Regions from separate parts of the Homo sapiens genome. Here all the other regions are linked to region 1. The links are chromatin contacts, found by Hi-C or POLR2A ChIA-PET in ENCODE. All regions are on one chromosome and are shown on one strand. Each heading gives the region's core, a stretch centred on a gene start or an enhancer-like site at or near the end of the contact. The rest is flanking DNA. Distances are from core to core; before and after follow the strand shown.

Region 1 (2,700 bases), core at 185-2,684:
AAATATAGCAGGGAAAGACATATCTAACTGCTTTTGGGCATTTTTATGCCCCCTCACACACAAATAACATACATGTTACCCTGTAATACACACATATGTCCCACTGTTGTTAATCCTGAATTATAACTAAAATATGCAACTGTGAGTTCTGACTTTATTATCCAGGCATAATATGCTAAATATTGGCATTTCTTCATATATAAAGGGCCCAGAAGATAACGGCAGGTCACGATTTTTAAATGGACATGTCCTTAACTCACGTTGTGGGACTTCAATGATAGCTGGCCGCTTCAATCCGATGGCTACATCACGGGACCACTGACTTTGCAGTTGGTACTGACAGAGGAAAGGCATGAGGAAAAGAGGTAGGAGCTGTCGCCAGAACTCTGCCAAGGATGGGATGAAGAACTCTGATAGGAGGACCACACCGTAGGTTAACAAGTGGAGACACAGCCGGAGGAGGATACAGGGTAGCTCGTTACCAGGTCCAACATTTTTCAACCCTCGTTCTGGAGTGGTCATAACCAGGGATTTAATATAGAACACAGAGGACATTAGGTTATAGCTGCCTAGGGATCTTAGTTCTTCATTGGCAAAATGGAAACAGCACTTAGGCTATCGGCTGCCTAGCCGCTTTTTTTTTGAGACTCGGCTCACTGCAACCTCCGCCTCCCGGGTTCAAGCGATTCTCCTGCCTCAGTCTCCCGAGTAGCTGGGACTACAGGCGTGCGCCACCACGCCCAGCTAAATTTTTTTGTATTTTTAGCAGAGACGGGGTTTCACCATGTTGGTCAGGACGGTCTCTTGACCTCGTGATCCGCCCGCCTCGGCCTCCCAAAGTGCTGGGATTACAGGCGTCCTAGCCGCTTTTTAAAAACCCTTCCCCCTTTATTTGTACGGCAATTTGTATTTTCAAAGTGCGTTCACCTCGCATGCGCCCTCCTAACCACGAGGTGAGGAAAAGCAGGCCAGAAGCCCACCTCCAAACTCCCATTTCCTCGAAGAGAAAACTGAGGCTCGGACAAGATCTGTGCGCGAACGCCGAATGGATGGCCCTGGGGCCGATGCTCTCTCACTAAGAAAAGGCCTCCGAGACTGCCCAAGCTTCCTGCCCGGGTTCGGAATCTTATAGACCCGCAAAACTGCAAATGCGCTAACAGTCCTAAAAACGTCCACGTTGCCAGCTCTGAATTGCAAACGCCGGCAGCAGAACCGTTTAATCACAAGGTAAACGGAGAGTCGCCGCAGCTCGGCTGCCTCCTCACTGGCAAACCCAGGGCAGGCCGCGACCCGCAGGGCCAGGCTGAACCCGGCGGCCGACCCAACGCCGCTGCTGTAGCTACCTGGACGCCATGCACGATGTACACCTTCTCCGCCTCGCTCAGCGTCACGGACGCCATGCTGCCGAGCTGCCCCACGAGCCGCACGTCATCTGCGCGCGTCCCCTCCTCTGGACCGCGCCCCCACGTCCCACCCCCCCCCGCCCCGCGTCAGCGCGTCATCAACCTGCGCGGCGGCCGCTCCTGCAGCCGCGGCCGCCGCCACTGCCGGGAGAGCTCGATGGGCTTCTCCTGCGCGCCGCCCGGTGTCTGGCCGAGTCCAGAGAGCCGCGGCGCCTCGTTCCGAGGAGCCATCGCCGAAGCCCGAGGCCGGGTCCCGGGTTGGGGACTGCAGGGGAAGGCAGCGGCGGCGGCGGCGGGAGCCCCACCGGGGTCTGGGACTGGGGAACTGCCTCCGGCTTCACGGTCAGTTGGGAAGGGAAACTGGGGTAGGGGTGAAGAAGCTGGGGTGAGGCGAGCCTCACGGGCCGGGGGACTCCCAGTGGGAGAGGCGTGCGGCGTAGTTGCTCAGAGCTGGAGTTGACTTAGGAGCGTGTGTGTGTGTGTGTGTGTGTGTGTGTGTGTGAGAGAGAGAGAGAGAGAGAGAGAGACCCCGACTAAGGAGGGGCGGACGTCGTGATTGGCCCGGGGGTGCTGTTTCCCTGCTCTTCTCCCCTCCATTTCTCTAGTCCCTAGGATGGCTGGAGAGGCGATGCAGCCCTCCCTAGGTAGTTCTTGGTGGGAAGGGTCCGGGAATGGGGGACACTAGTCCTAAGGCGTCCCCACCCCTCCACCCAGGAATATCTCTCGCTGGCTCGCTCACTCTCTGTGACCGAACGCTGTCCCATTACCTTGCTGGGACCTCTTGCCTCGGGTGCTTACCAGAGCGTTGTCCCACAGACGGGGGAGGAGGCGCTTGGTAACCGGCACTGGCGAGGTGCGCAGTGCCCGGACGTCCCCAACGCTTCCTAGCGGGAACTGGAAACCCCGGCTTGATGGAAGTGATTACTGGGAGCTGTGAGCAGTTGCCCGAAAAAAAGCCAACCCCAACCCCTTGCGATGGCCGAGTGGGAGTATGGGCATTGGATACCCGGAGAGGATATCTGCAAGGTGAAGCTGGGGTCACCAAAGGAACTCATTAAGGCGGGGCTGACAAAGTATGGTGCAAGTTTTAAAGGAGCCGTGTGGATAAATGGGAGAAAGTTAACCCAAATTAGTTGAAGCAAGGAGGGCAGGTTAAAGCAATTCTGATGACTTTCCTGATGTTCCATTTTTGAGGACCCTCAGCCAAAAAAAAAAAAAAATGGTATTTATCAGATAGTGGGTTCAAATACAGTTTCAGATAACTATTGGGAGCCTACTATAGATAGGCTTTGTGCTA
Region 2 (2,700 bases), core at 153-2,652, 1.0 Mb before region 1:
CCTCCACTTGTGGGATCTGATACTCCAGGTAGATAGTGTCGGAATTGAATTGGAGGACACCCAGGTGCGGTCCACTGCTCAGTGTGTGGGGAAAACCCCACACACATCTGGTCACCAAATTATTCTCCTGTGTTGATGATTGCTGTTGTGTAAGAGTAGAGGAAAAATACGGTTTGAGGGAGGTTTTTTTTTCCCCACACAGTTTCAAACAAGGATATTGGACCAGATGACCAACATTAAAATCTCTCTCATCCTTAATATTGCATGAAGCTGTTCAGACAGTGGTTGGAGCAATGATTTCTCTTAGACCACTACATTGATTACTTTTCTCTTTGTCATCTTCTCACTCCCCCCGTTTTCTTTCTGTTCTCCTTTCTGTTAACAAGAGTGGAAATCACTTCTATTCATGTACCTCCTCCCAACCCCACCCCCAAACTGACTACTCCATCCATCCAACTCACTGTTTTAGCTACATCTAATTTATAAAATTAGATGGCTAATGAGATGTCATAGCCTAAAATCGACTAAGAAATTGATTTTCTTTCTGTATTATTGTACCCAGACAACACCCTGCTTCCTCAGTTTAGAATGTTGGGCCACCACGGTTCCTGACTGGATACCACGAGCTAGGTCCTACAAGGGAGAGAGCTGTTTCTGGCTTAAATGATGAGAACTAGGGCAGAGAGTAAAGGATAGCCAGCCACAGCTAAGGAATGCAGTCAGTTAGAAGCCAAAGTCCCCGTGTAGTGTTCCTCTTTTCTACTGTGCCCATAGCGGACACTGATTGAATGCATTTTGTTCTATCGTATTCAGTTCCACAGTGCTTTGCAACACCCATCTTATAAATAGAAGTTGGGCTGAGGATGGGGCCAAAGTTAGGGGTGGTAGTTCATAAACACGTAGTTTTTGAGCACTAATTTTAAGTAAGACCCTGATATTAAGAAATAAGGGGGATTAAAAGATGGGAAATTAGGCCCACCAATACATGTTTTTCTATTTCCCAATATATCAAAATATTATCATTTTAACATGCAATCACTAAAAATTAATGAGCTAGTTAACATTCTTCGGACTCTTTGGTACCTAGGTGTATTTCACACTTACAGCACGTGCACGATTCAACTCGAACTAGCTACCTTTGGAGTGCTCCTTAGCCACACAAGAACAGCGTTGTTGTCAAGATGCCAGACCTTTGATTTGTGGCCCTCCGGGGTTGCAGGCGTTAACCTGGGGCCAGCATGGGTCGCGGGTGGGACAGTCGGTCCGGGGACTGGGCGGTGGGAGCACTTAAACCCCGCCCTGCGGAGTCGCCGGGAGTTGTAGTCGGAGCCCCGGGAGTCCGATGGGAGTTGCAGGCCTCAGCCCCGGGGAGCACGCCGGGAGTTGTAGTCCGCCCCCGCCACCCTCTTGGTGTGCGCGTCATGGCCGTCAGCACCGCGTTCCCGTCCTCTTCCGCTTGGCCCCAGAAAGTTTCGGTTCTGCCCGGCGGTGGACCCACGAGCGCGTAAGTGCCGCGGAAGACCGGCTGGACTCTGGGGGCACCTGGGTCGCTCACGATCCCTGAGGCGAGAGCTTCGCTCGGGGCGCGGCTTGTCACCTGTTGCCCTTACAGTCCCCGCCCATCCCAGGTCTCCCTCAGACCCTGCCCGAGCGCCCCCGTCCTTGCCCAGCGGGCCGGGAAGCACCTCGGGCAGGTGGAAGCCGGCCCAGGCACCCAGCCTGCCTCTGTTGGTCGGTTAGAAAGACAGACCCCAAACACCAGTTCCAAGACCCCGGAGGGCGGAGGGCCCGCAAAGGAAAGGAGCCCACCATGCGGCGTCTCAGAACAAGCCTGAATGTCTTAGCGCAGGATGGGGCAGGCCCCGGAGTTCCTGCCTGCGTGGTCTTTAGGAAGTTTAGTCTCTGGCCCAGTTGGGCCGGGACAGCCCAGACCTTCACTTTGCAAGACTCCGCTGGTGCTCGGATCTCTGCCCTCTTCCCAGGAGGGGAAGAAGCTTCTTTCTTCCTGGCCCATCCTTTGGCCAAGACCTATTCACTATCCACTGCCCCTTGTGCCCATGCGCAGGGTCTCGAGCTAGCCCCCAGGGGTCTTTTCCCGAAACACCTGTTGTCTCTGGTGTGGCGGCACTGCACTGGACTGGAGTCCGTGCTGTTGAAACCTGGCGGGGGTGGGGCGGGGAGGGGGGAGGATGGCGGGATTTTATTTTTTGTAAGAAAAGCACATGTGGTTGACACGTTAACCGCGTGGCCCCCTGTTAAAGCACATGTATTCTCTGATGTCCCTGTCACTCTTCACTGTTCCCATTGGGTGTCCTCTCCAGAAAAAAAAATAGAACACTTGTTGAAACTGCCTGTGTTGGCCAGAGCCTCTCAGCCCCTCTGCTTGTCTTACCACAGCAGTTTCCTTTCCCGACAGAGAAATGGGTCAGGGGCTTTTGCGGGGCAGAGGATCCAGGGCTTAATCTGCTCACTGGTTCTCCTGCCCGTGCAGGCCTTGTGGTCTCAGGCTGCAAGCTTAATTCCCCTGCCATCTGCCTAATGCGGCTGGAGGGTGTTGGGGGCTGGTGTGGGGGAGGGGTGGGGAGCTGGAGCTATCATGCCAAGGTTTTCTGCTTTCAGTAGTTCCCACCTTCTGAAGTGGACCCCTGTTGAGTGAGCTCCACTTGACCCTCCCTTCTGTGACAACCACTGTTCTGAAAG
Region 3 (2,700 bases), core at 128-2,627, 1.9 Mb after region 1:
ATGAGCCACCGCGCCCTGCCTTTTTAAGCTGTTTTAAATAGGTGTATGGTGATATCTCAGCATAGTCTTAATTTGCATTTCCTTTATGGCTAGTGATGAACATCTGTCCTTATTTGCCATCTGTATAACTACTTTGGTAAAATATATATTAATGTCTTCTGTATATTTAAAAACTTATGATCCAGGATACAGTTTATCTTAATATATATACCAAGGTTGCTTGAAAAGAATGTGTATTCTGTTGGTGGGTGAAGTATTATGTAAATATCAATTAGATTAGGATGGTATTAGTGTTGATCTTTTCTATATCCTTGCTGACTTTCTGTCTAGTGTTCTATCAGTTGTTGAGAGAGGGATGCTGAAGTTTCCAATTACAGTTGCAGAGTTGTCTATTTCTAATTATGGTTCTATCATTTGATTTATTTATGTTAAGGCTATGTCGTTAGGTGTATCCACATTTAGAATTATGTCTTCTTGGTGAATTGAACCTTTTATCATTATATAATTATCCCTTTTTTATTCTTGGTAATTTTCCTTGCTGTCAATTCTACTCTCTCTGAAAGTAATATCACCACTTCAGCCTTTCAGTTTATTATCATCTAAACAACACTATTCAGCCTTTGCAGTCATCCACAATTATTAGAATTTCTTGGTTAGAGGCTTTTGACTACATGTTTTTAAAGGTTTTTGGCTGTATTGACAAATTGCCCTGCAAAAATTTACCAACTTAATACCTTAACATTTGGGCTAATTTAAAATAATCATAAATTAAAGTCAGGGCTTTCCCAATTTGATAGGTAGAAATCTTATAACTCTATGGAGGTGGAGTTGGTGGTGGTAGGTGCATCTCTAGATGACTTAAGTTCAAAAAAAGTCAAGAGATCTAAAAAAGAAGTCAAAAGATCTAAAATTCATAACTCAAGAAATAGGGGCATATGTATATTCGGAGAATCCGCGGGAATGCCAGATGCCACAGCCATAAGTAGCTGCCCTTGAGGACTGGACAGCCAGGACTGGACGGTGGGATAAGGTGACAGCTGGTTAATGGAATGGTGCCGCAGAGGACTGGTGCTTTTGTAAGTTCTCTGTAGCATTACAATTTTTAAAAGCATGTAAACGTATTAATTACCTTGACTTTACAATGACATTTGGTTGTTGGTTAAACTTGCATTTAAATTTATTATCAGAACTGCCATAACTGTGTAATCCTAACACTAAGTAAAACTCAGCCTCTCGGCGCAAATTATCACTCCCAACATTCCGCAGGCTGGTGGCGGCGCGGGCTGTCCTCGTACGCAAAACTACACCTCCCAGGATTCCGCGAGCCAAGGTTGTGGCCGGGGCCAGGGCAACCGAACTCGCGGCTCTGCGCAGGCGCACAGGCTCCGCGCCGGGCTCGCCCGCCGGGCAGGCGCACGGCGGACACCTGCGAGCCTGGAGGTGGCGGTCGCTGCGAACCCGGCGGCGCGGCCAAACCTGTGCTGGCTGCCTGGGCCTTCTGGGCCTCCTGGGCCAGAAGCTGGCGCTGGGGGCGGCGGCGGGGTGGGAAAGCGGCGCCGCCGTGGGGCCTCCTGGACGCGTCGGCGGAGGTGGCTTCGTCCCGCGGAGTCCAGGCTTCAGGTAAGACGCGCGCGCGCTTGGGGCTGGAGCGGACTCCGACACCCGCCTGGGACTTGAAGTGGAGGTGTCGAACCCTCGGCCCCCTGGAGGGGACGACGCGGTGCTGGGCCCCGGGGTGAGGGGGAGGTTCTAGGACGCCTTCGGGATCCAGGAGAGTTTGCAGAACTGAGGGGTGACGTGTGAAGCGAGCTGAGGGAGGCGCGGGAGGTGGGCGGGGCGGGGGTGGACCCTCAGGGTCGGGGGCCGGGGATTGGGGGTCGGGGGCCGGGGGCCGGGGACCTGGGCAACGCCCTGGGGCTTGCCAGTTCGAGCCCTCAGCTCGTGGCAGGCACTGGCGTCGGGTCCTCAGGCCCTTTTGCTTTGGGAGGTGATGGGTGGTGCACATTTGGCGGGGGTGGTGGGGAGCCACGCGAGGTGCGCGGAGCGGGCCTGGGCCTCCCCAACTGCCTTTGAAGGCAGAACCCCGGCAGGCCTGCAGCTGATTCCTGGGCGCTTTGGGGGCCAGTAGGGCACCTACCATGTGTGTCCGGTGGTAAGAGCTTGCCACGGCCTGCTTGGCAGTGCCAGAGTAGCCTCTGAAGAAGGAACCCAGTGAACTCCTGACTCCATGTGTGTGTTTAGGAACCCGTCTCCAGCTCACTGATGGGAACTCTCTGCTAAAGTATGTGACCGTCAGGCCAGAGTCTTGCACCAGGTGCAGGGCGACCAGTGTCTGCCTACTTTATTGCCAGCCAACACTTAGAGCGTACTCTTGGGAGAAGCAAGGCTCCGCGTGGAAAAGGATGACTTCAGGGTTATGGGGCGAGCTTGATAGGACTTAGTAGCTAAGAGCATAGACAGAGGAGGTTTCATTCACCAAATGTTTACTACAATATGTGCCCCGCCTTCAAATCTTGGTTCTCGGCTACTAGCGGTGTGCGTTTAAGCAAGTCACTTATCCTCTCTTAGCCTCTGTTTCTTTCTCTGTGAAGTGGAGATGAAAGTACAGTGCCTTTATCACGGGGTTGCAGTGGGGATGAAATAGTGCCAGGCAAGTCCTCAGCCCAGTATGTCTAACAGTAAGTGTGTGGCAAATATCAG

What was found. Hi-C counts contacts between places; a loop is a spot of excess contacts on that map. ChIA-PET counts read pairs that join two places held with the same protein, here RNA polymerase II (POLR2A). Pooled maps may share reads with other maps.
Region 2: a loop to region 1 is called in a map of ascending aorta, with 14 times the contacts of the local background. The contact joins the promoter of FYCO1 here to the promoter of EXOSC7 in region 1. A Hi-C loop is called at or near these places in 2 of 168 maps with a recorded cell type or tissue (CD8-positive, alpha-beta T cell and ascending aorta) and 5 of 50 pooled maps. POLR2A ChIA-PET finds 5 or more read pairs at or near these places in 1 of 52 experiments (HEK293T).
Region 3: a map of CD4-positive, alpha-beta T cell shows a loop between it and region 1 (5-fold over the local background). The contact joins the promoter of POMGNT2 here to the promoter of EXOSC7 in region 1. A Hi-C loop is called at or near these places in 2 of 168 maps with a recorded cell type or tissue (CD4-positive, alpha-beta T cell and CD8-positive, alpha-beta T cell) and 5 of 50 pooled maps.

Annotation. Positions count from the first base shown.
Region 1 is chr3:44,974,978-44,977,677 of GRCh38, reverse strand. It overlaps EXOSC7 (exosome component 7), which reads right to left and starts at 1,434. Exons shown (of 8, transcript NM_015004.4): 1 at 1,344-1,434. The coding sequence starts at 1,400. ZDHHC3 (zDHHC palmitoyltransferase 3) reads left to right here and starts at 1,504. Exons shown (of 7, transcript NM_001135179.2): 1 at 1,504-1,745. RefSeq lists silencers at 1,468-1,537, 1,658-1,757 and an enhancer at 1,980-2,524.
Region 2 is chr3:45,994,526-45,997,225 of GRCh38, reverse strand. FYCO1 (FYVE and coiled-coil domain autophagy adaptor 1) reads left to right here and starts at 1,402. Exons shown (of 18, transcript NM_024513.4): 1 at 1,402-1,504. It overlaps LOC105377063 (a long non-coding RNA gene), which reads right to left and starts at 1,323. Exons shown (of 3, transcript XR_940799.3): 1 at 1,137-1,323. RefSeq lists enhancers at 1,374-1,533, 1,554-1,603, 1,104-1,603.
Region 3 is chr3:43,104,756-43,107,455 of GRCh38, reverse strand. It overlaps POMGNT2 (protein O-linked mannose N-acetylglucosaminyltransferase 2 (beta 1,4-)), which reads left to right and starts at 1,377. Exons shown (of 2, transcript NM_032806.6): 1 at 1,377-1,620. RefSeq lists a silencer at 1,290-1,609.